Regions from separate parts of the Homo sapiens genome. Here region 2 is linked to region 1. The links are chromatin loops, found by intact Hi-C in ENCODE. Cell type or tissue: psoas muscle. All regions are shown on one strand. Links, peaks and the distances in the headings refer to the core of each region. The heading gives the core; the rest is flanking DNA.

Evidence for each region. A loop is a pair of places that touch in the nucleus more often than their neighbours do. Peaks named below come from ENCODE experiments on the same cell type or tissue, not always from the same donor. Only the 100,000 strongest peaks of a DNase experiment are listed, where the experiment ranks them.
Region 2: it touches region 1 in a loop (2.4-fold over the local background); 13 of 110 quality-filtered maps call a loop at or near these places.

What each region holds. Positions count from the first base shown.
Region 1 is chr5:42,763,218-42,779,472 of GRCh38, forward strand. CCDC152 (coiled-coil domain containing 152) reads left to right here. Exons shown (of 9, transcript NM_001134848.2): 4 at 6,380-6,448; 5 at 16,241-16,255. Among named protein-coding and RNA genes, the nearest start is that of CCDC152, 15 kb to the left of the region's middle. In psoas muscle, for the core only: a CTCF peak has its summit at 4,489 (motif pointing left); no DNase peak of the experiment used is centred there.
Region 2 is chr5:42,500,293-42,508,292 of GRCh38, forward strand. The region is part of intron 1 of GHR (growth hormone receptor); the gene reads left to right. Among named protein-coding and RNA genes, the nearest start is that of GHR, 81 kb to the left of the region's middle. In psoas muscle, for the core only: no CTCF peak of the experiment used is centred there; no DNase peak of the experiment used is centred there; H3K27ac peaks cover 6,020 bases.

The DNA of each region.
Region 1 (16,255 bases), core at 738-8,737:
AAGTGAGACAAAAGCCAACTGAAAGAGCCGAAACTGGAACAACATGAGCTAGCCCAAAGTATAAAATAAACATCCATAAATCCTTACTGATATAAATAAATGATTTAATAAATAAACAATTGGGGAAGAAGACACACATCTTCTGTGCAGAAGAATTACAAATGACTTTCGTAGATATTTTGCCCTCGAGGAGGAAGAGCATGGCTCCACACTCATTAATCGTGGGCTCAATATAGTCACTTTCTTTACTATAGTGAAGACACAGTATGGAAAGGGTGAGGGTAGGGGAAAAGTAACTACAAAGTGGAGAAGCCTGACAAATACTACCTCAGCAGAAGATCAACATAAATTGTTATATCATATTGATAGTATATACTCTCGATAAGATACAATAAAGATGGCAATTCTGTGGTCTTTCTCCCCAAAACCCATAACCCTAGTCTAATCATGAAATAAATATCAGAAAAATTCTCATAGACATTACAAAATACCTGATCAGTATTTGCAAAACTGTCAGAGTCATCAAAACTAAGGAAACTCTGAGATATTGTCACAGCCAAGGTTTGAAGATATAGCCCTAAAAAGTAAAGTTTATTAAAAGTTAAAAAGATGAAACCACAGAAAAACTAGAAGAGAAATGTAGGGTTTTTATTTTTATAATGGAGAAGGACTTTCTAAGTGTATGACACAGCATATAGAAACAATCAAAGAAAGGATTTGTACTTTTGACTCTAAAAATTAATAAACTTTTTGGAGCAGTTTTAGGTTTACAGAAAAAAATTGAGTGAAAGTACAGAGAGTTTCCGTATACTCTCTCACCCCACCACTTCCCTATTACTAATATCTTGCATTAGTATGGTACATTTGTTACAGCAGATGTGCCAATTGATCCACTATTATTAACTAAATTTCGACCAGGCATGGTGGCTCACACCTGTAATCCCAGCACTTTTGGAGGCCGAGGAGGGTGGATCACGAGGTCAGGAGTTCAAGACCAGACTGGCCAAGATGGTGAAACCCCGTCTCTACTAAAAATACAAAAATTAGCCGGGCATGGTGGCAGGCGCCTGTAATCCCAGTTACTCGGGAGATTGAGGGAGGAGACTTGCTTGTATATTCAAACATTTGAAGAAGAAATAATACCAATCCTACTCAAACTGTTCTGAAAAACAGAGGAGGAGGAGGAGGGAATACTTCCACACTCATTCTACAAGGCTGATATTACCCTGATACCAAAATCAGACAAAGACACATAAAAAAAAATAACTACAGGCTAATATCTCTGATGAATACTGATGTAAAAATCCTCAAAGTACTAGCAAACCAAATTCAACAATACATTAGAAAGATCTTTCATCATGACCAAGTGGGATTCATCCCTTGGATGCAAGGATGCTTCAACATATGCAAATCAACCAATGTGTTACATCATATCAACAGAATGAAGGCTAAAAATTATATGACCATTTCAATTGATGCTGAAAAAGGATTTGATAAAATTCAACATTCCTTCATGATAAAAACCCTCAAAAAACTGAGATAGAAGAAACATAACTCAACATAATAAAAGCAATATATGACAGACCCAAAGCTAGTACCATACTGAATGGGGAAAAACTGAAAGCCTCTCCTCTAAGATCTGGAACATGACAAGAATGTCCACTGTCACCACTGTTATTCAACATAGTACTGGAAGTCCTAGCTAGAGCAATCAGACAAGAGAAAGATATAAAGGGCATCCAAATTGGAAAGGAAGAAGTCAAATTATTCTTGTTTGCAGATGATATGGACTTACATTTGGAAAAACCTAAAGACTCAACAAGAAAACTATTAGAATAAACAACTTCAGTAGAGTTGCAGAATACAAAATCAACATACAAAACTCTGTAACATTTTTATATGCCAACAGTGAACAACCTAAAATAGAAATTTAAAAAGTAATCCCATTTACAATAGCTACAAATAAAATTGAATACCTAGGAATTAACCAACAAGTGAAAGATCTCTATAATGAAAACTGTAAAACACTGATGAAAGAAATTGAAGAGGACACCAAAAAATGGAAAAATATTCCATGTTCTTGGATTGGAAGAATCAATATTGTTACAATCCCCGTACTACTCAAAGGAATCTACAGATTCAATGCAATGCCTATCAAAATACCAGTGACATTCTTCAAAGAAATAGAAAAAACAATCTGAAAATTTGTATTGAACCACAAAAGACCCAGAATAGCCAAAGCTGTCCTAAGCAAATGAAAAAAACTGGAGGAATCATATTACCTGACTTCAAATTATACTACAGAGCTACAGTAAGCAAAACAGTATGATACTGGCATAAAAACAGACACATAGACCAATGTAATAGAATAGAGAACCCATGAACAAATCCACACATCTATAGTGAGCTCATTTTTGACAAAGGTGCCAAGAACATACACTGGGGAAAAGACAGTCTTCAATAACTGGTGCTGGGAAAACTGGATATTCATATGCAGAAGAATGAAACTAGATTCCTGTCTCTCACCATATACAAAAATAAAATCAAAATGGATTAAAAACTTAAATCTAAGACTTCAAACTATGAAACTGTTACAAGAAGACATCAGGGAGATTCTCCAGGACATTGGTCTGGGCAAAGATTTATTGAGCAATAACCCACAAGCACAAGCAACCAAAGCAAACACAGACAAATGGGATCACATCAAGTTTAAAAGCTTCTGCACAGCACAGGATACAATTAACAAAGTGAAGAGACAACCCACAGAATGGGAAAAAATATTTGCAAACTACCCCTCTGACAAGGGATTAATAACTAGAATATGTAAGGAGCTCAAACACCCCTATAGGAAAAAAATCTAATAATCCAATCCAAAAATGGGCAAAAGATTTGAATAGACATTTCTCAGAAGAAGACATACAAATGGTAAACAGGCATATGAAAAGGTGCTCAACATCATTGATCATCAGAGAAATGCAAATCAAAACTATAATGAAATCTCATCTCATCCCAGTTACAATGGCTTATATCCAAAAGACAGGCAATAACAAATGCTGGTGAGGATGTGGAGAGAAGGGAACCCTCGTACACTGTTGATGGGAAGGGAAATTAGTACAATCACTATGAAGAACAGCCTGGAGGCTCTTTGAAAAAATGAAAATAGAGCTACCATAGGACCCAGCAATCCCACTGCTGGGTATATACACAGAAGAAAGGAAATCAGTATGTTAAAGAGAGATCTGCACTCTTTGTTGCAGCACTGATTACAATAGCCAAGATTTGGAAGAAACCTAAGTGTTCATCAACAGATGAATGAATAAAGAAAATGTGGTACTTATACACAATGTAGTATTATTCAACCATAAAAATGAATGAGATCCTGCCATTTGCAACAACATAGATGGAAGTGGAGATCATTATGTTAAGTGAAATAAGCCAGGCACAGAAAGACAAACATCATATGTTCTCATTTATGGGATCTAAAAGTCAAAACAATTAAACTCATGGACATAGAGAGTAGAAGGATGGTTACCAGAGGCTGGGAAGGGTAGTGGGGGGCTGGAAGGGAGGTGGGGTTGGTTAATGAGTATAAAAAAATAGAAAGAATGAATAAGACCTACTATTCGTTAGCACAGTAAGGTGACTACAGTCAATAATAACTTAATTGTACATTTTAAAGTAACTTAAAGAGTGTAACTGGATTGTTTATAACTCAGTTGATAAATGCTTGAGGGGATAGATACGCCATTCTCCATGATGTGCTTATTTCACATTGCATGCCTTTATCAAAACATCTCATGTACCCCATAAATATATACACCTACTATGTAACCACAAAAATTATTTTTAAGAAATACAATTTTATTTGTTCTAAATCTAATGTCCTTTCTGCTGGATAGTACTTAGCAAAAAGCATAAGTTGTCATAAGAATGACAACTTATGGAGCCAAGTGTGTAATAATTCACTTAGGAAGGAGGGGCAAACTACACATGATCAAATTTATTCAACAACAAAGAATGATATATGGACATTTTATTTTCTGCATTTGATGCCAGACAGATAAATAATTTATTTGCCAGTTAAAGATAGTAATAATATTAGTATTGAGAATCAAGTACTGCAGGAAACTCTTTACATGTATAATTGCTTTTAATATTTGCAACTATTGTATGAAATACATATTAATATTCATATTTTTGGTTAATCTTAGAGCCCACATTTGAGCTCAAAATGATTATTGATTTACTAAATTATACAGTATAAGAAATAGCTTAATATTCTGACCTCTGGTTTTTAGGAAGAATTTAATAGGCCAGCATTTTCAACTTACACAGTAAAGTCCAACAACAACAACAACAACAAACAGTGTGGATTAAATTTTGCAAAGAGAATTAAAAGCCATTGTTCAAAATTAGTGAATGGTATTCTCGTGAAGAATTTATCTATGCTCCATTGTAGAAAAATGTGGTGAGAGAGCCACCTTGTGTTTAAGTTTTGAAAATACACATTTTTGAAACATTCAGTTGCAGGGTTCTGTTCTCAATTTACGGATTACTGAAGTAACTTCAGCTACTATATTCTATGAATCACTGGATTCATTATTCTAAAAGGCACAAAGACAAGTGATGGCAGAGTCTGTCTATGCCTCTTTAATTTTTGAATTCTATCAGTTAGCACAGTGACACTCATGAAGCAGATTCTCAGCTAATTTCTGTCAAATGTAATTTAACCGTTATTCTCTTACTGGGAAATAGCAGGATAGAGAAAATGGAGGATGAGGGGAACTTTGAGTAGATGGTGGGGATGGTAGGGAGAGCAGGGAGGAGTGAAGAGCCACAATAGCACCTTATAGCATCACAAAGCTTTAAACTTCTGCAAAATACTCTCATTTCTATCAGCATAGTTGAAAAAGTACATGAGACTGAGTGCAGAATCTCTAATTAAAAGGTGAAAAGTTTTGAATTCTCCCTTCACAGTATTGGTTCTTTCATTCAGTCGACAAAACATATGTTATTTTCATACCAGAGATTCCCTACTTACCCCTTATCTGCTTCAGCTTACTGTGATATTACCTATCAACCCAATAATCACTGAACAAATATTTGTGGATTGCCTACTATGGACCACAAGTGTCCTAAACAGTAGGAATCAATAGTAAGCAAAACAAAACAGTCTCTGCTGTTGTAGCCCTAATAGCCAAGTGGATTTCTAAAGTAATGAAATTACCACTACTATTGCTGTCCATCTTGGCTGTTGCTGGTGGCTACCAATATTATAGTCAAGGCTTGAATGCGCATGTCAAGGCTCTAATATTTGCAATGAAACTTCTATCTTCTATTATGTCAGCAGCCATTGGCAGCACAGTTGCTGAAGCCTTGGAACACTACTTACTGAGTTTTTACTCCTTTTATTGCTAATCTCTTGGTCTAAGACTCAAGCCTAAGTACTAAGAGGATAGACTGGAAGATAGAGTAAGAAAAGCATTGTCTTATACCACACAATTGTACCACACATTGTCTTATACCAAAACAATATAATTTGACTCCCTTTCCTTAGGATGTTCTTTCCTGGAAGATTTGCATGGACATACTTCTTATAGTTCCCCAGATATATGCAGGTGTGCCTTACTACTTAGGGCAGAGATTGCTTAGGCACATGGTAGGACCCATACTATTCTGTGCTTTAGGAAAGTCATTACCAAGTTTTGAAATTCATTTGGCTTAATGAGTGAGTTAAAAGTAAAGGCTCACACCTATAGTCCCAGCATTTTAGGAGACCAAGGGGGGTGGATCACCTGAGGCAGGTGGATTACTTGAGGTCAGGAGTTCGAGACCGCATGGCCAACATGGTGAAACGCCGTCTCTACAAAAATATACAAAAACTAGCCAGACATGGTGACGCGTGCCTGTGATCCCAGCTGCTCAGGAGGCTGAGGCAGGAGAATTACTTGAGCCTGGGAGGCGGAGGTTGCGTGAGCCGACATCGTGCCACTGCACTTCAGCCTGGACGACAGGGCAAGACTCTGTCTCAAAAAAAAAAAAAATTATATTTTTCCTTTATATAATTTTATTTAAGGTGCTTGGCTGCTTTATTAATATCTTGTAATTTCAAATTAAATATTATTATTATTATTTTTAGAGACAGGGTCTTGCTCTGTCACTCAGGCTGGAGTGCAATGGCATGAGCATAGCCCCCTGCAGCCTTGAACTCTTGGGTTCAAGTGATCCTCCTGCCTCAGCCTCTTGAGTCAATAGGACTACAAGGCACACATCACCATGCCTGGCTTAAATATTATTTTATTTTAATAATTTCAACTGAGAGAATAATTCCAAAATGAAAGCAAGGGATTTTAAAATAAATTTATCTTTTATATTTCAGAATGTGCTACTCTTCATAATATAATAAAAGGGCTACAACAGACCATTGAATATCAACAGAATTTGAAAGGTAAGTTAGAAAAAAAAGTAAAATCTAAAAAAGCATTGTGTATTTGAGCACCTTTAAAAATAGGAAGTTTTTACATGGTTGATAATAAATTTCAATTTGTCAGCTAAAAGAGGACTCCTTACTACTTAAAAATACTTTCCTAGATGATTATGAAATAAGAAATGTTATCCTGAACAGAACAATTCAGTCATGTTCTATCTGATAGTGACATAAAGGGATGTTTTACATAGGTCATATAGTTATTACCTTCAAAAATTTAGAACTCTATTTATTCTCAGTAGCATTCTTGGTCTTTAATAATCTTGTGTTCAGTTTTGAAGAGTGGATATTACTAGTTAAACCATAATTTTTTATTTAAACCACAGTGATAGTTTACCATTTAATTTTTTTGTCATAGACTAAGACTATATTTGTGCAAGTGAAGTCAACACATTCAGCTTATCTTATCTGTAACAATCATGTTAATCAAACAGGCCTACCATTCACAAAACAGACCAAGTATTTTGTGCTGTTCTGACTCAGCTGTGATGGCTGTGAGATTTTCTTCTACTATATCAGAGATTAGACTAAATTGCCTTAAAGGCCCCTTCCACATAAAACTCACATCAAATAAGCATTTCTCATCTTAGACCTCTGCCTTTATTTTAAAACAAGCACCTTATATATGTGAGATAAAATATTGATCTTATATGTGATTCCTGTAATTTGGAGTGTTAAAAAGGGGCACTCATGCTCCTATTTCAATGCCAGGGCTCAAAACAACTTTTCCCTTCCTTGTGACTAAAATACCACACCCAGCTGGGTTCTCTATTCTGTTCCATAATCTACATGTCTTTTTTTTTTTAACAGTGCTGTACTGTTCTGATTATTGTAGCTCTATAATATATTTTGAAATTAGGTAGTGCAGTGGCTCCAGGTTTGTTCTTTTTACTCAAGATTGCTTGGGCTATTTGAGGTCTTTTGTGTTTCCATATGGATTTTAAGATTGTTTTGTCTACTTCTGTAAAGAATGTCATTGGCATTTTGATAGCGATTGCATTAAATATGCAGATCATTTTAGATAGTATGGACATTTTAATAATATTCTTCTAATCTATTTATCTGTGTCTTCTTTCATTTCCTTCATCAATGTTTTATTACTTTCAGTGTACAAGATTCTCACCTTCTTTGGTGTACAAGATTCTCACCTTCTTTGGTTAATTCTTAAGTATTTTTATTGCCATTATGTATAGGATTGTTTCTTAATTTCCTTTCCAGATATTTTGTAATTTGTATATAGAAATGTGATCGATTTTTATATGTTGATTTTGTATACTGCAACTTTACTGAATCTGTTTATTAGTTCTAATAGGTTTTCTAAGTATATAGTCATGTCATCTGCGAATATGGATAATTTTCTTCTGTTCTGATTTGGATGCCCTTTATGTCTTTCTCTTTCCTAATTGCTCTAAGATTTCCAACACTATGTTGAAAAGAAGAGGCAAAAATGCTAAACACACTCCTGAACAATCATTGAGTCAAAGAATAAACCAAAGGAATTTTTAAAGTATCTGAGACAAATGAAAACACAACATACCAAAACCTATAGGATACAGCAGAAGACATTTTAATGGGGAAGTTTATGGCTGTAAAGCCTAAATTTAAAAGGAAAAAATATATATATATCCAATAAGTAATCTATCTTTACACCTCAAGGAACTAGAAAAAGAACAACAAATTAAGCCCAAAGGTACTCAAAGGAAAGAAATAATGAAGATTATAGGATAAATCAATCAAATAGAAAATAAAAAACAACAGAAAATTTAACAAAACTAGGAGTTTGTTTTTTTTGAAAAAATAAACTAAATTGACAAATGCTTGGCTACACTGAAAAAAAAAGAAAGATGTCAATATATAAAAGCAGAAATGAAAGAGAAGACGATACAACTGAAATCCTAGGGGGCGTGAGGAGGATAATAAGGGACTATTAAGAGCAACTATATGCCACCAAACTGGATAACCTAGAAGAAATAGTCAAATACCTAAGAATATACAACCTGCCAAAACTGAGTCAGAAATAGTCGGAACACACCAATGACAAATAAGGAGATTGAGTAAATAATCAAAAATCTCCCACCAAAGAAAAGCCCAGGATGAGGTGGCTTCATGGGAATTCTATTAAACACTCAAAGAAAAAGTAATACCGCTTTTTCTTAAACTCTTTCAAAAAATAAAAGCAAAGGGAACACTTCCAAACTCATCCTATGAGGCCAGCATCACCCGGACACCAAAATCAGACAAAGACACTGCAAGGAAAGAAAATTACATCCCAATATCCCTGATAAACACAGACTCAAAAATCTTCAATAAAATACTATCAAATAAAATTCAACAGCCCATTAAAAAGATCATATATCCTAACCAAGTGGGATTTATCCCTGGGATGCAAGTATGGTTCTGTATACACAGATCAATCAATGTGATACACCATGTGTTTTCTATTTATTATCAAAATGAATAGAAAAAAACACATGAACACCTCAATAGATACAGAAAAAACATTTGACAAAATTCAACATCCACTCATGATTAAAACTCTCATGAAATAGGCATAGATAGAGAAGATAATAGGCATGGAAGGATCTTGCCTTAACACAATAAAGGCCATAGATGAAAAGCTCACAGCTAACATCATAATCAATGGGAGAAAACAGAAAACTTTCTCTTTAAGATCCAGTACAAGGCAAGTACAAGTTTTAAAATAGCCTTTCTTGGCCGGGCGCTGTGGCTCACGCCTGTAATCCATATCCTGGCCAACATGGTGAAACCCCGCCTCTACTAAAAAAAAATACAAAAATTTGCTGGGCGTGGTGGCACATGCCTGTAATCCCAGCTACTCGAGAGGCTAAGGCAGGAAAATCACTTGAACCAGGGAGTTGGAGGTTGCAGTGAGCCGAGATCGCACCGCTGCACTCCAGCCTGGCTGCAGAACGAGACTCCGTCTCAAAAAAAAAAAAAAAAATAGCCATTCTTAAAAATGAATATTGTATGATGTCTCTTGCAAATAAATGATGACTCATTGAGTTCACTTTCCCAATGCTTTTACAAGCCTTGATTGAGCAAGGTAATAGATAAGAACTATCTATATTTGACCATTTTCATCCAATTGATTGCCAAGATAGTATGATTAATCTGCTTATTTAAGCTACCCAGTGGTTTCCTTTCCAATAGCTCTTTTCTCTCCTTAACAGGAAACGGTTTTTCTTTTTCAGACATTCACCCTTCATTCACTTAACCATATGCCTCAGGGGAAGCTGATCGCATCCAAGCTCCAAGGGAGTTCTTTTGGAATAATTTTCCTCTCTCCCAAGAGATGGACTATGTTCTTCTGGTTGTTATAAGACTGTATATAATGCCTAAAATTGTTTCAGATTTCTTGTTTCTAGTCTAAAAATCATGCCAGCAGGATGATTTTGGAGGATAGCAAGAAAAGTAAACTAAAAGGATCTGGTTTTTTGGTAACATTATTGAGCTGATTAATCAATTACCCTTTGGGTTTAAGAGACTTTTCAGTTACAATGAGAGAAATGCTACCTTCCTTTAGTCTTATCAATGAATCTTTTCAGTAGGGACTTATGGATTATGTAAAAGATAATTCAATGAGATGTAGAAAAAAATTGCAATTCTTATTTATCTTTATTTTCATCTGAAAATTCAAAGCCAGTCATCTTACAAAAATTTAATAACTGGGATAATATTCCTTTTTCTATCTATAAGTTAATTATATGTCACGCATGATACACAAGGTTCTTTCTCTGAGGAGAATGGGAGTTCTAAAACTGAACAATTGCATGTTTACTTTTTCCCCTAGTTTCAGTGTATGGCCATGTAGTACAGTTTATATGTTTCTGGATAAGAGGATTGATAGATAAAATTAGCTAGTTCTAATCAAACTAATCCTTTCAAAATGGACAAGTAGTTTTAAAAAATAAAACATATATTGAGGACAATAATAATTACAATAATGCAAGCACAAGCCAACAATAAGAAAGTATCAGAGCTGTCACTTCTCCTACCCCCATACAAGCTCTTTATCAGGCATATTAAGTTAAAAAGTAGTGAAAGTCTGTTAGACTTGAAAAAATGTCAGCCAACAGTGGCCAATTAACTGATTTTGGAAAATTAATTTATGGAAAAACCATTGTATCTTTAGAAATGGTTCCACCATTAAGCAACTTCAGGGCTGAAAATGTGTCCCTTTTAAGTATTCTCACTTGCACATAAAACTTGGAAATAGAATTCTAACTTTAATGAAAATCCTTCAAACGTACCTCATCTTTCTGGTAAAACATATAAGGATCTCAGAAGTTGTCACGCCCTGCTAACAACAAGTAAAACATTGAGCAAACTGAAAAATCAACAATTCTTAGACTTTTGATCAGAGAACTGAGGTCGCAGGACAAACTGATGCATCTAAAATTGGAGACAGGGAGGCAGACTCAGAGAATCACAACTTAACAAGAGCAGAAACCTCCCTGTTTGTCAGGCTAGGAAACCCTAAAATGTAATTTTGATGAATTGCAGATGGCTCATTGTAGTCAAATCTAAGAGATTAAAAATTTCAGGGGACCCAATCCCATAGGAGAGCCCCTATAGTTTTGTAAGTTTTACCTGTGAGAGCTCTACTAAGATCTCACAGTTAAGATATGAGAAAAATTCCCTCATGTTGTTGGCTGGAGGAGAAGAAAAGTAACCATTTTGAAATAATCCACAGCTTCTGTTCTTAACAAAGCCTGACTTGAAAGAAGCTATTTTATCTGAGCCTAAACTACTGGGGTTTTAGCCGAGGATAAGCTGCCTTAGGGGAGGAAAATATCCTATTTCAGCTCCCCCTAGCCTTCCCAACTCTAGCCCATTCTAGCCATCCCATCTCACCAAAGGGGAGAGGGACTAAGAAGCATGTGGGTAACTCACAGTCCAAAGACACAGGCTTACTGAAAGACTGAGACCTAATCATAGGACTATAGAATACTTCTCCTTCTGCAACACCTTAGGCGTTTTTACTGGTACTTGGTCTTGAGCTTTGTACAAAAAATTACAAGGCACACTAAAAGAAAAAAAATAGGCAGTTTGAAGAGACAGAGAAAGCATCAAAACCAGACACAGAAATGGCAGGGATATTGGAATTATTAGACCAGAAATTTTAAAAAACTACAGTTAATATGCTAAAGGCTCTAAACAGTGTAACACAAATGAAGAATGCCTTTGTTGGACTCATTAGTAGACTAGACATAGCCTAATGAAAATAATTTCTCAGTTTCAGGAAAGATTCTCTGAGCTTGAGAATATGTCAATAGAAACTTCCGAAACTGAAATTTCAGAAAAAAAAAAAAGACTAGGAAAAAAGTAACAAAATATTCAAAAACAGTGTAATAACTACGAAAGCTGTAACAAACACTTAATGGGAATATCAGAAGAAAAATAAAGAAAGAAAGGAACAGAAGAAACATCAGAAGCAATAATGACTGAGAATTTCCCCTAATTAATATCAGATACCAAACCACAGATCCAGGAAGCTCAGTGAACACCAAGCAGGGTAAATGCTCAAAAAACTACCCATAGGCATGTCATATTCAAACTGTAGAAAATAAAAAACAAAGAAAAAATTTTGAAACAAGTGAGGAAAATTATTTACCTATAGAGGACCAAAGATAGGAATTATACCCAGCTTCTTCTCAGGAACCATGCAAACAGTAAAGGAGTAGAGTGAAATATTTTAAAGTGCTGAGAGAGATAGAATAAAACACCAACCAATAATTCTGCATCCTGCAAAATTATTGTCCAGAAAGTAGAAATAAAGACTTTCTTAGACAAAAATTGAGGGTATTTGTTGCAAGTATACCAGCCTTGCAGGAAATGATGAAAGAGGAGAGAAGCAAAATGATATAGGCCAGAAACTTGGATCTACATAGAAAGGAAGAACATTAGAGAAGGAATAAGTGAAGGTAAAATAAAAACTTTTATTTTTCTTATTCTCAATTGATCTAACAGGTAACAATTTATTCAAAATTATAGCAACAATGTATTATTAAGTAATTATAGCTTATGCATAAGTGAAATGCATGACATCAATGACATAAGGAATGAGAGGAAGGAATTATGAATACTTTAGTATAAAGTACTTGTACTACCTGAGAAGCGGTATAATGGATTTGAAAGTGGACCTGAATTCATTGTAAATGTATATTGCAAATTCTAGGACAATCACTAAAAAAAAAAAAAAACTAAAATTAGAAGTATAATGGATTTGCTAAGAAAGAAGAGAAAATGGAATCACGTGAAATACTCAAAACCATAAAAGGCAGAAAAAGAATAGAAGACAAAAATAGGATCAAAGAACAAGGTCTATGAATAGAAAAGAGTAACAAATACGGTAGATATTAATCCAACTTTATCAAAAATCACTTTGAAAATCAATAGCCTAATACAGTTTACAAGACAGAGATTATCAGAGCGGATCAAAAAACATTACCCAACTATATCTTTCTACAAAAAAAGTCTACTTTAAATATAAAGGCACATATAGATTAAAAGCTAAGGGCTGGAGAAAGATATGCCGTGCTAACACTAAGAACACTGGAGTAGCTATCTTCATTTCAAACAGCAGATTTTTAGAGCATGAAAAATTATCCAGGATAAAAAGGGGTATTACATAATGATAAAAGGGTTAATTCTCCAAGAAGACATAAAATTGTTTTATTTATGCATCTAGCAAAGGCATCAAAAATATGTGAGTCAAAGATTTATAGAACTGCAAGGAGAAATAGATGAGTCCACTATTGTAGTTGAAGATTTCAACATTCTTCTATCAGAAAATCAGTAAGGACACAGTTGAAATCAACAATAACATCAATCAATTGACTATAATGGACATCTATAGACTATTTCATCCAACAACAGCAGAATACACATTCTCCTCAAACTTAATGAATACTCACCAAGATAGATCCCATTGTGGTTTATAAAACACACCTTAGCAAATTTGAAAGACCAGAAGTCATACAATGTCTGCTGTCAGGCCACAATGGAATTAAAGTAGACATCAAAAACAGAAAGGTAGATGAAAAATCTCAAAATATATGCAGATTAAAGAACACTTTTAAATAATACAGTGGTCAAAAAACAAATATCAACAGAAAATTTAAAATATTTTGAACTAAATAAAAATACAATTTATTAAAATTTGTGAAATGCTGCAAAAACCACAGTGCTTAAAGAGATATTTATAGCGTTAAATGTGCATATGAGAAGACAACAAAAAACTAAAATTAATTTAAGCTTCCACTTTAGGAAATAAGAAAAAGGAGAACAAATTAAATCCAAAATAAGTAAAAAAAAGAAATAACAAAAATAAAGCAGAAATTAATAAAATTGAAAACAAGAAATCAATAGAGAGCAATGAAACTAAAAGCTGTTTTTTTGAAAAGATCAATAAAATTGACAAGTCTGTAGCCAGATGAACTAAGGAAATAGGAGAGATTACTCAAGTTAATAATATCAGAAATGAAAGAAAGGACATCACTACAAATGTCATGTTCATTAAGAGGATAATAAAGGAGACCAGCCTGGCCAACATGGTGAAACCCCATCTCTACCAAAAATACAAAAATTAGCCGGGCATGGTGGTGTGTGCCTGTAATCCCAGCTACTCGGGGGCCGAGGCAGGAAAATAGCTTGAACCCAGGAGGGGGAGGTTGCAGGGAGCTAAGATCGCGCCATCGCACTCCAGCCTGGGGGACAAGAGCAAGACTTCATCTCAATATAAAAAAAAAAAAGAAGAAGAAGAAGATAATAAAGGAATACTCTGAACAACTCTGTGCTCAACTCAAATATTTGATAGCCTATGTGAAATGGACTAATTTCTTGAAAGACACAATCTGACAAACTGAAACCATCATCAGAATTAAGATTTGTATTAAATATGACCCTTAAAAGTGTAACACTTTTCCTATCGGTTTCTCATCACAACCTTTGAAAACTAATAGATTTTAGATCTTTACTTAATTTTAATACTTTGATATAATGCCTCTGCAAGTTTTATATGTGGACCCTATTTCCAAGGCTCCTTTCAATGTTACTGTACTACAGAACAAACCTTCCTAAAGCATTGTTCAGATAATGTCAAAAATCTTTACTGATTTGTCATTGTTTTGTTTAGCTAATTCTTAGTTTTGTTTATAGTCAAGGTTTTAATTTTAATACTGTGGTTTAATACCTCTGCAATAGTTTCATAAGTGGACTCTATTTCCAAGGCTCCTCTCAACTTTACTATACCACAAAACAAACCTTCCTAAAAGCATTATTCAGATAATGTCAAAAATCTTTACTGATTTGTTGTTTTGTTTAACTACTTCTTGGTTGTGTTTATAGTTAAGGTTGTAGAGGGGAAATTGTAATAGGATGTCTATTGAGGCTTTTCCTGTTTACCAGGAATTAGTGACTAGGGCACATGCCACAATTAACAACAAAATAGCTACATATTTCCATATTCTAGTGACATCTGCTAAAAAGTCGCCAAATGTTGGAGTGAGTCCAGACTGCATATATTTGCTACAACCACCTAAAGGACTGGAACCTCGAAGTTAAATAGAGAATTTTTTACCTCTCCTCATTTCCTGTCTCCACCCCCCAAGAGATGACCCAGAGGAAAGACAGGGAAGAGCAACTAAGGAGGAAACTAAGACTTCTTTCCCACTTCTATTGACTCTTTACAGCCACTGATCTAGCCAGTGATAAGGATCATGAAAACTTTCAATCAAATAGGAAATTACAGTTTTAAACCGACCTGGATGTTTAGTAATCAAAATTAACCACAGGGTTTTTAAAATTTGTTAAAAATATTAAGGTATTGTTTTCAGTTACCCAAACCAAAAACCTAAAAAGAAAAGGCTCCCCCTTTCTCTTTTGCCTCCTCTATCTAAAGGGTCACTAAATTCCTAGGTAATTCTATCATCTAAATAATAATTCTCCTCATTGCTTCCTTTTTTCCATACTGCCGCTGACGTAATTTAGGTTCCTGTTATCTCTTACTTGACCTATAGTTACTGATCTCCATTCCTCTAGGGTCAAAACCCTCTCATTCATCATCCACATTGCCAGATAATCGTTTTAGCATGTAACTCTCATTATTTCACTTCTGCACTATTCAAAATTCTTTGATGACTCCCTGTAACCTCTAAAACCAAAATCCAAAATTGTTCATCTAGAATATGTAGAATATGTCTACCTAGTGATAGGATCCCAACCTATATAGCATCTCCTGCTCACACTTTACACTTCAACAATACCGTACGTGAATTGTAGTTTTTCCAAGCTATATTCACTCAAGCCCATGGTCTTCTGTGCGATTTTCTGCATTTAGAATGCTCTCTCTTAACATGGGGTAAGCCTATCACTTAAATCTCGTCTCAAGTAGCTTCTCTTCTCTAAATCCTTTCCTGACTTCAAGCTGCCCTAGGTTTTCTTTTTACAGGTTCCTGTAGTATTTCAGATATACTGCCATTAAAGAGCAATTATCATAGCATATTATAACTACTAACACATTTGACTCAGCACTAGGCTGTAAGTTCTTTGAAGAGCAGTAACTCTTTTCACTTTCATATTCTCAGTGTCTAGCATGGTGCCTGAAGTGTAGCAGCTGCTGGATGCATGTTTGTTGAATGCATACATAATGGAAGCTAAAATGTTGAACATATTTTCATATTAATTGAAAAGTGCTATATATTATGATGTTCTTTGATTATTCTTACACAGGTGAAAATGAACAAC
Region 2 (8,000 bases), core at 1-8,000, 260 kb before region 1:
CAGCCCATGGATTATTATTTTGCAGCTTCTGTAGCTGCGGTTAAAACAAAGCTCTGGGGCCAGATCACCTGGGTTTAAATCTGGGTTCTGCCCTTCAGGCAAATGACTCAGTATTTCTTGGCCTCAGCCTCCTCTATCTGTAAAATGAAGATAAATACTTGTACTTACTTAACAGGGTTGTTACGAGGATAAAATCAATACTGTGGGGCAAACACTTAGCTCTACAGAGGGTGACACATAGCACTTAATGTTATATAATACCAAAATCATGTGAAAATCTGATTTTTTCACACTTAGAGAATATACAGCATATAAAATGATGGGAGAGTGCATGTCAGACCTTCATGATTATTTTCTGCTTCTTGGGGAAATGCTTATGCCTCTTTGGTCACTGTGAAGACAGAGAACTCAAAATAGTAAGCATCACTTACTAGCTGGCCTACTAAGGCCACAAGAACAAATGAAGTAAACACTCTGCTTGAACCACTGATTTTGTTTGCCTGCATGAAACACTTGCACAGGTTGACAGCTGACATCCGTAACAATGACATCCTAAAACCATTAAGAAATGATTAAATTAAGTTCAGTATTATCTGTTGCAAAAGACAAAGATGTGTGAGGTACGTTTTAGAATAACTTACAATGAAAACAACTAAAAAGTGAGGAAGTTTAAAGTGGTGAGTATTCAATTGCTTGAGTTCATCTTCTACACTGGCTCATTATCTGGAAGCTGGGCCACAGAGTTAATACTCCATCTTTAAAGACTGTCACAGGTGTTTGCACCTAAGATGCATCAGGTTCTGCAGTAAAAATTTGGTTCCTGGCACTGAGACAATGCTAGGAGGAGGGTGTTAACTTAGTACTGACCATAATGAAATCTGTGGTTGACTGCAAGGACCTGGGTTGAAATAAGACTAAATCCAGTAGTATTGCTCCGGTAGGTTCAATCATATTCAAGTGTTCAATAATGATTATAAAGAAGTGTCAAGCTGTCATGCTTACTTTAAAACATATCCAGAAAAGAGAATCCAAGGAAGTGTATTTAGTTCTACCTGCATTTAAATTAGCTTTTTTTTTTATCATTACATCAATGTCATTAGGCCCTAAATGATATTAAGAGTGTCTATGAGACCCCAAAGACAAAGATTGTCCCCTAAACTTCTATTCTTATTTGTTTAACATGGACTTGGCCCAGCTACCTCCAATCTAAAGCTTCTTTCTCTAGAGTAAGGTATCTCAATCTATGCACTGTTGACATTTTGGGCCAGATAATTCTTTGTTCTTGGGGCTACCCTGTGCATTTTAGGATGTTTAGCAGCATCTCTGGTCTCTACCCACTAGATGCTAGTGACTTCCTTCCCCTCAACTCATGACAACCAAAAATATCTGTATACATTGCTGTAATGTCACCTGGGGAGAAAATCTTCCTGGTGAGAAACACTACTCTAGACTAAGAAAAGTAGCCAGATTTTTAAACACAAAAGTGTTTTTCCTCCCAGAGGCAAAAAGTGCCCTAGAGATGGAAGAATTTTGAAAATAAGCTCTTCCACAAACTATACTGCCAAAATGGTTAGAGAAAGATCCTATAATCACCATGCTTGACAAATGGTGTTTTTGCTAAGCCTCACAGCAGCTTTGTTCATGTATTGTGTTAATTGCAATTAAATAAACTAGTCTAGAAGTGCGGGTCATCATCCAGCCCATTCATATCCCTCCTTTACAGTACACATCCAGACTTCTTTCAGAGTTTTGCTTGCCCATTGGTGCTCACATATAAAAACTCCGTGGGTGGGAGTTAGGGATTCATAGAGCAGAGAGGGACCTCAGCTCTTCATGTCCACTTTTCTTGTTTTAAAGGACAAGGCACTGAGGTCCAGAAAGTGGAATTTGCAGCACAAATTGCTATGATAAACCTCAGTGATTCAGCCCCTGGGATCTTCAATGATATAGGCACAGAACATATAACTATTACTGAGTAAAATGTTTAAAATTATGTTCTTATGGCAATGTTCAAGGTTTTAGGCATAAGTAAGACAAAGCAGAGAAAAAATAAAAAATATTTTTCAAATTGAAGGCTTAAAAAATTAAGGATACCCTCTATGTGCCTTCTGCTTTAGGATCCAGAATCTTATGTTTGTTTGCTCTTTATAACACATGACTGTGTAATATCAGTCAATTGTGACTGGTAAATTTCCATTAATTTGCCTAATCATATTTAGAAATTATGCCTACTAAATAAATTATGGTTGGAACTTGAAAGGAATAATGGCTTAAATAAGTGATTTGTTCTTTAGTCAGAAAAATATTCTCACGCTCTCTCTCATACCCTCATGAAGCACTGTCATCTCCATCTAGTTTATAATTAAGGCAATGGGACCAAAGTCATCCTGTTGGCACAGGATGGCCATCTCTGCATCCAAATTTCTTTTACTAATTGGAGAAAACCACTAATTGTACATTTTAAACTCAAAATGTCTTTATGTATATATATATTTAAAATATATTTTATTATTTTTATTAATTTATTAATTATAATTATATTTATTAAAATAATAATTATTTTTATTAATTTATACATATGTATAATTTATGTTTTCTCCATGTGGCTAGCTGTTGATCTAAAGGAGAAGGAGCAAGGCAGGAAAATTATCAGGTTCAGTGTTTAACTGGGAGATGAGGACATCACTAAAAGAAAGGTACAGCAGGTTCTACTGGTATGTACAAGTTTTGATTACAAGGTGTACTCTTGCCACCTGGTGTGGTGTCTCAGCTAACTTTAGTTTCTGATTACCGGGGTCTCTGAGACAACTCTCCAGGGTCAGGTATAGAGCTCCTTTTGCCCTTGGCATGTTCCAAATCGCTTCCTTATGCTCAACCTTCTGAGCAATACAAGGAAAAATTCCTTGTATTGGCATGTTATGAAGGTTATTGAAATACTTTAGGAAATGCCTTTGACCTTGTTTTGTACTTAGAGGATGATCTCATTCAGAAATGGGTAGTGTCAAAATATGGAATGTGCTAGTAAAATAAGCACACAATTCACTTAAAGAAACAAAAACAAGACAAGACAAAACAAAACAAAACTTGTTTGGGATGGGTGAAAGGCATGGGGCTGCAATTCATCCTGGATTTTAAGGTTAGAAGTGGTTGAAAGAAATGTGATATTTTTACCTAAACCGTGGTCAACTATACTTTTACTTTTTAGCAATGATGTGAATGAAGAATGGCTTTGAAGACTGTTGGTGGATTTGACAAATATTTATCAAGAGCCTGCTATGAGTGTCACCATTATAGGTGGTAGAGATTCCACAATGAACAAAACAGAGTCCTTTCTTACATTTTGTGAAGGGAGACCACCTCTAAACAAATATATATCATGTCAGGTAGAGATAAGTGCCATGGGGAAAAACAAAATAGGGTAAGGGGCTAGGTGGGGCAGGATCAGACCAAGGAATTTATATTTTATATAAGATTGTCAGGGAATGCCTCTCTAATTAGATGACTTTTTTTTTAATAGAACTGAAGGACATAAAAGGACGAGGCTTATGGATATCTGGGGGAAGATGTCAGAGGCTGTTATAAAAGTTGCAACAGGAAACTGATTAGGACTCTTAGCAGACTTATATGTGCTTAGAATGAAAGGGATTGGGATAAAAGAAAAGAGGGGAGCTTTGGGAAAGCATTAAACTGTGGCCATAGCACTGATTGGATAAACCATAACATTGGATTATGGGTCTGCAAATTTCTTACATTTTTTTTAAAGTGTCAGACCCATAGCCCTAGTAATAAGCAACATGGTCTTTTCTTTGAGCATAGCTGTAATGAACATGTTATTCTTTTGGAGTTATCCTGCAAAGCTTATCAAACTCAAGAAGCAATAGTTTATATGCATTGCCCAGGTTGAATATTATTAATTTGGGTTGGGAAGTGATATGACCACATTCTGACTGACTATAGGCCCTAGTTCAGTTTACCTGATTTTATGCCCAATTTTTAATGAGAAGGGAGCTTGCTAGGCCAGGCAGGAAGAAAGAAATGGGGACAGTGTCAAGCAGGAAATGCAGAAGAGTTGAGTGTAGGTAAATCCCATCTTTCCTGGCTTTACGTTGCCTTCACATCCCTCATAATGATCTTCTACCTCAGTCTTCAGTATAAGCAGTATGTTGTTCTAAAGGTATGAAGTCTTGGCCAGGCACCGTGGCTCACGCCTGTAATCCCAGCACTTTGGGAGGCCGAGGTGGGTAGATCACGAGGTCAGGAGATTGAGATCATCCTGGCCAACATGATGAAACCCCATCTCTACTAAAAATACAAAAATTAGCTGGGAGTGGTGGTGCACACCTGTAGTCCCAGCTACTCGGGAGGCTGAGGCAGGAGAATCGCTTGAACCCAGGAGGCGGAGGTTGCAGTGAGCCGAGATCGCACCACTGCACTCCAGCCTGAGAACGGAGCGAGATTCCGTCTCAAAATAAAATAAAATAAAATAAAAGTAAAGGTATGAAGTCTTTTCCAAGCTAAGGCAAGAATGCTGAAACCTCAATCATAGCACTTTTCCAAAAGAGTCTTACCTTATATTCTGGATCTCTTCATTATCTCAAGAGGGGCTTCTTTCTCTTTAAATGTGAAAAGAAGAGAGGCATCAGCTAGCCCTATTAGCCCAGGGCTAAGAATTGCTCCAGATTTTTGAATGCTTAACCTTAAACAAAGTCACATGTACCAGTGGAAAGTGGCTCCCCTGTTTTCAAGGACAGGTCAGATTTTAACTACGTGCCTCTTAGGCTTGCCCTGTCTTCGGAGTTGTTAAACATGCATGTTGGGAGCTGTTGACTGTTTTTTTTTTTTTTTCTTTCTTTCTTTTTTTGCCTTATAATTTACTTTTATTTTAAATCTATTATACTTTGAACTGTTGACTGTTAGAGAAAGCAGTACTGGCTTAGGATCAGCAGAGAATATGGTTGAATTCTATTTCTTAAACTGAGGAGAATTTCTGTTTGAGCCCAGTCCAAGTCATTACTTGAGCAATTTTTTGCGCATTTTGCTGCTTAAGTGTTTATTTTTTTTTTGCTTTTACAAGTAATTTTTTTTAAAAAAGTTATCATACACTCAGCAAACATTTTTTGAGCACGTACACAATGCCCAGCCCTGTGCCATGCATGTTCAAAAAAAAAAATAGGTAACATTATATCTGTGCTTGTGAAATTAATACATTTGTTAGAAAGATAAGACTTCAATCAGTAAAGCAATCCAAGAAGGAACAAGTACAAATCCAGGAAGGAGACATTAGCTCAGTGGAAAGAGTCCACTGAGGTAGGTAGACTTGGGTTTGAGTCAGAAGCAAGAGATTGCTTTTGTGAGATTTCGCTTATCCTGTGTGGGCCTCAGCTTCCTGTTATGTAAAATGGGATAATAGTACCTATTACATTGTCACATTGGATTGCTGTGATGACTTGATAATATTTATATACAAAGCAACCAGTATAATGCGTGCTCATAGTAAGCACTTATTATATTATTATTATTTATTGGACATATAATTAGAAGGTCTGGGTTATAATCTTGATTCTACAATTATTTAGTTTTGGTAAGTCACTTAACTTTATCATACCATTCATGCATATTACCTATAAAGTGAAAGGAACAGAGGTTCTACAATTTATCTCCCAAATTCCATGGTATTTTGAACCAAAATGTATTGAATAAGTATTTGATGTTTGCTTCCCCTTCTTGTTAGTGATATTTACAATAGCAATAAAACATCAATATTTATTTAGGACTTGCTCTGGAGCCACGAGCCGTGGTGTGTTCTTGACATTATGTTATTTACTCCATGCTGCATACTCAGTGAGACAGATAACCTTGTCTTGTTTCCTAGATCCTAGGCCATATTTTATCCAGTTTAATATTTCTGAAATCAGAATGTATTATGTAGTATTATGTAGTTAATAAATATATTTAATGTGGAATTTTTTTCCCAAAAGCCCTTTCTAAGTGAGATGGACCCTCTTATGATTTAATGAGGATGTCTTCCAAGGGAAATAAATATTTTTTCTATATTTCTGATGGTAAAGTTGAAGCATAGAGAGGATAATTTACATGACCAAGATTAATGAACTAACAAAAGCAAATTCAGGACTTGAACTTAGGTTTGTTTTATTTAACAATGCTCACCCTACCGTACTTCTTGGGAGCAAAAAATTTAAAAAGTTTCTAACATATATTCATTAGTTCTTTCCATTTTTTATAGCAAAATATATTTGATCTGTCTCTAGAATCAATGATAGATTCACTATTTGTTAACTTTTAACAGGAATATATTTTAGTCCCTCTAGCCTGACTTTATAGGCTATGTACCCAGTACATGAAAATATATAGTAGCCTCAGTTTAATGTTGATGTTTATTTGATGTCGACATCACTAGTGACACTGGTCAAGCGTATCCTTTTAGATAAGAGCCTATTAGAATTATATATTCCCTGTAGAAATCTTACCTTGACCATAGTACATTTAACAGCAGATTTTTCTCAGACTTTCAAAATCCTGAAAGTCTGGGTCATTACAAGAAAACAAGGATGTGGTCATAAACAGTTGATTATTAAGCAAATTCATTGAAAATTAACAGCAGTATTCTTTGACCTCACTCTTTATAGCCAAACTGCTAATCTTGGGTAAATTATAAGATTATATTACTAATCCATTGACATTTAGCACAAATTAGCTATCAAATGGGTCAGTTGTTACTGTTGGAAACTTATGAAAATACATTAAAGTTCTTCCCATTTCCTGTATGTTTCTTTCTCTGACACAGAATCTTAGAGGCTTTTATTAGGCTGGGAGAACTTCCCAAATAATCTAATGACTAGTTGAATAATTGTTTATGATATAAAATCAGCTTTGTTGTCAGAATGATTACAGTTTCAGGGTCATAGTTAATAGAAAAATATTTCAGTGAAGGTTACCATTAGTCGTTGTAAGTATCCCTTGATTCAAGAAGTGAAACTTTTATTGAAAAAACTATTTGCAGAGCTGGAGCCCTGATGGGCCTTTCTGAAGTTTTTAAAATTAAGAAATCCTATCTCTACTTTTAACAAGACATGAATGTTAGTATATTCACCCAGACTAAATGAATGAATGAATGATCACATTACACATGCTTGGGATTTGATTTCCTTCCTCTGGTGTTCACTGGACTAGCAGCTTCAGTACTCAAGTGCGATTGTAAAATTACACATGGTGGAATTCAAAATGGTGTACATCAGTCAGGTCCTGGAAAGACACACAATCTAACTCAGAAGTTTCAAGAGACTTCAAGGGGAAATGTACAGAAGTATGGGTAGGATTAAAGTAGCTAGCAAGGAATGCTGAGTCACTCGGACCCTAGCTGCCATGAGAAGCTATTATCTCTTCTGGACCTGGAGCTGCAGAAGAAGGAAACCGTGTTACTCTAGTCCTGAGAGGGCCGGAGCCATGGAGGAGGGGTCTTGTGACAGAAGCTAAAGTTCTGGAGAGACATAGGCTAGGCCAGAGCATAGGAATGTGGGGAAGACATCCCTGACCTCTCTGTCAACCTTCTAATCTCCATTGTTCAAACCCAGTAGGAAGTTATCCAGCATTGAGCCTGGAGAGTCAGCCCGCAGCAGTCAGCCTCCTGAGTGCAGAGCAGAGGAAGACCTGGAATGGATATGCTATAGGAGGAGGGCCAAACAGAGAGTAACTAGTCCAGATGGGAAATGCTATTTTAGACCTCATACACTGCCAAAAAAGAATGGCATATTCAAGGAATCCAGGACCTTGACCTCATTTGATCTTGGATTTGCATCCATTTTCTGATACTTTCTTCCAAATACTCTTGTAAGCATCTGACAGCAGCCAGGAGAATTGCTGGTCAGTTCAGCCTGTCCCAGCTTCATTGCTGAGGTACATATGTGGTTAAGGAGCTGAGAGAACTGGTCTGATAGCTCACCAAAGGGGGCCTTTCCCAAGGAAAATAAAATAAAGAGAAA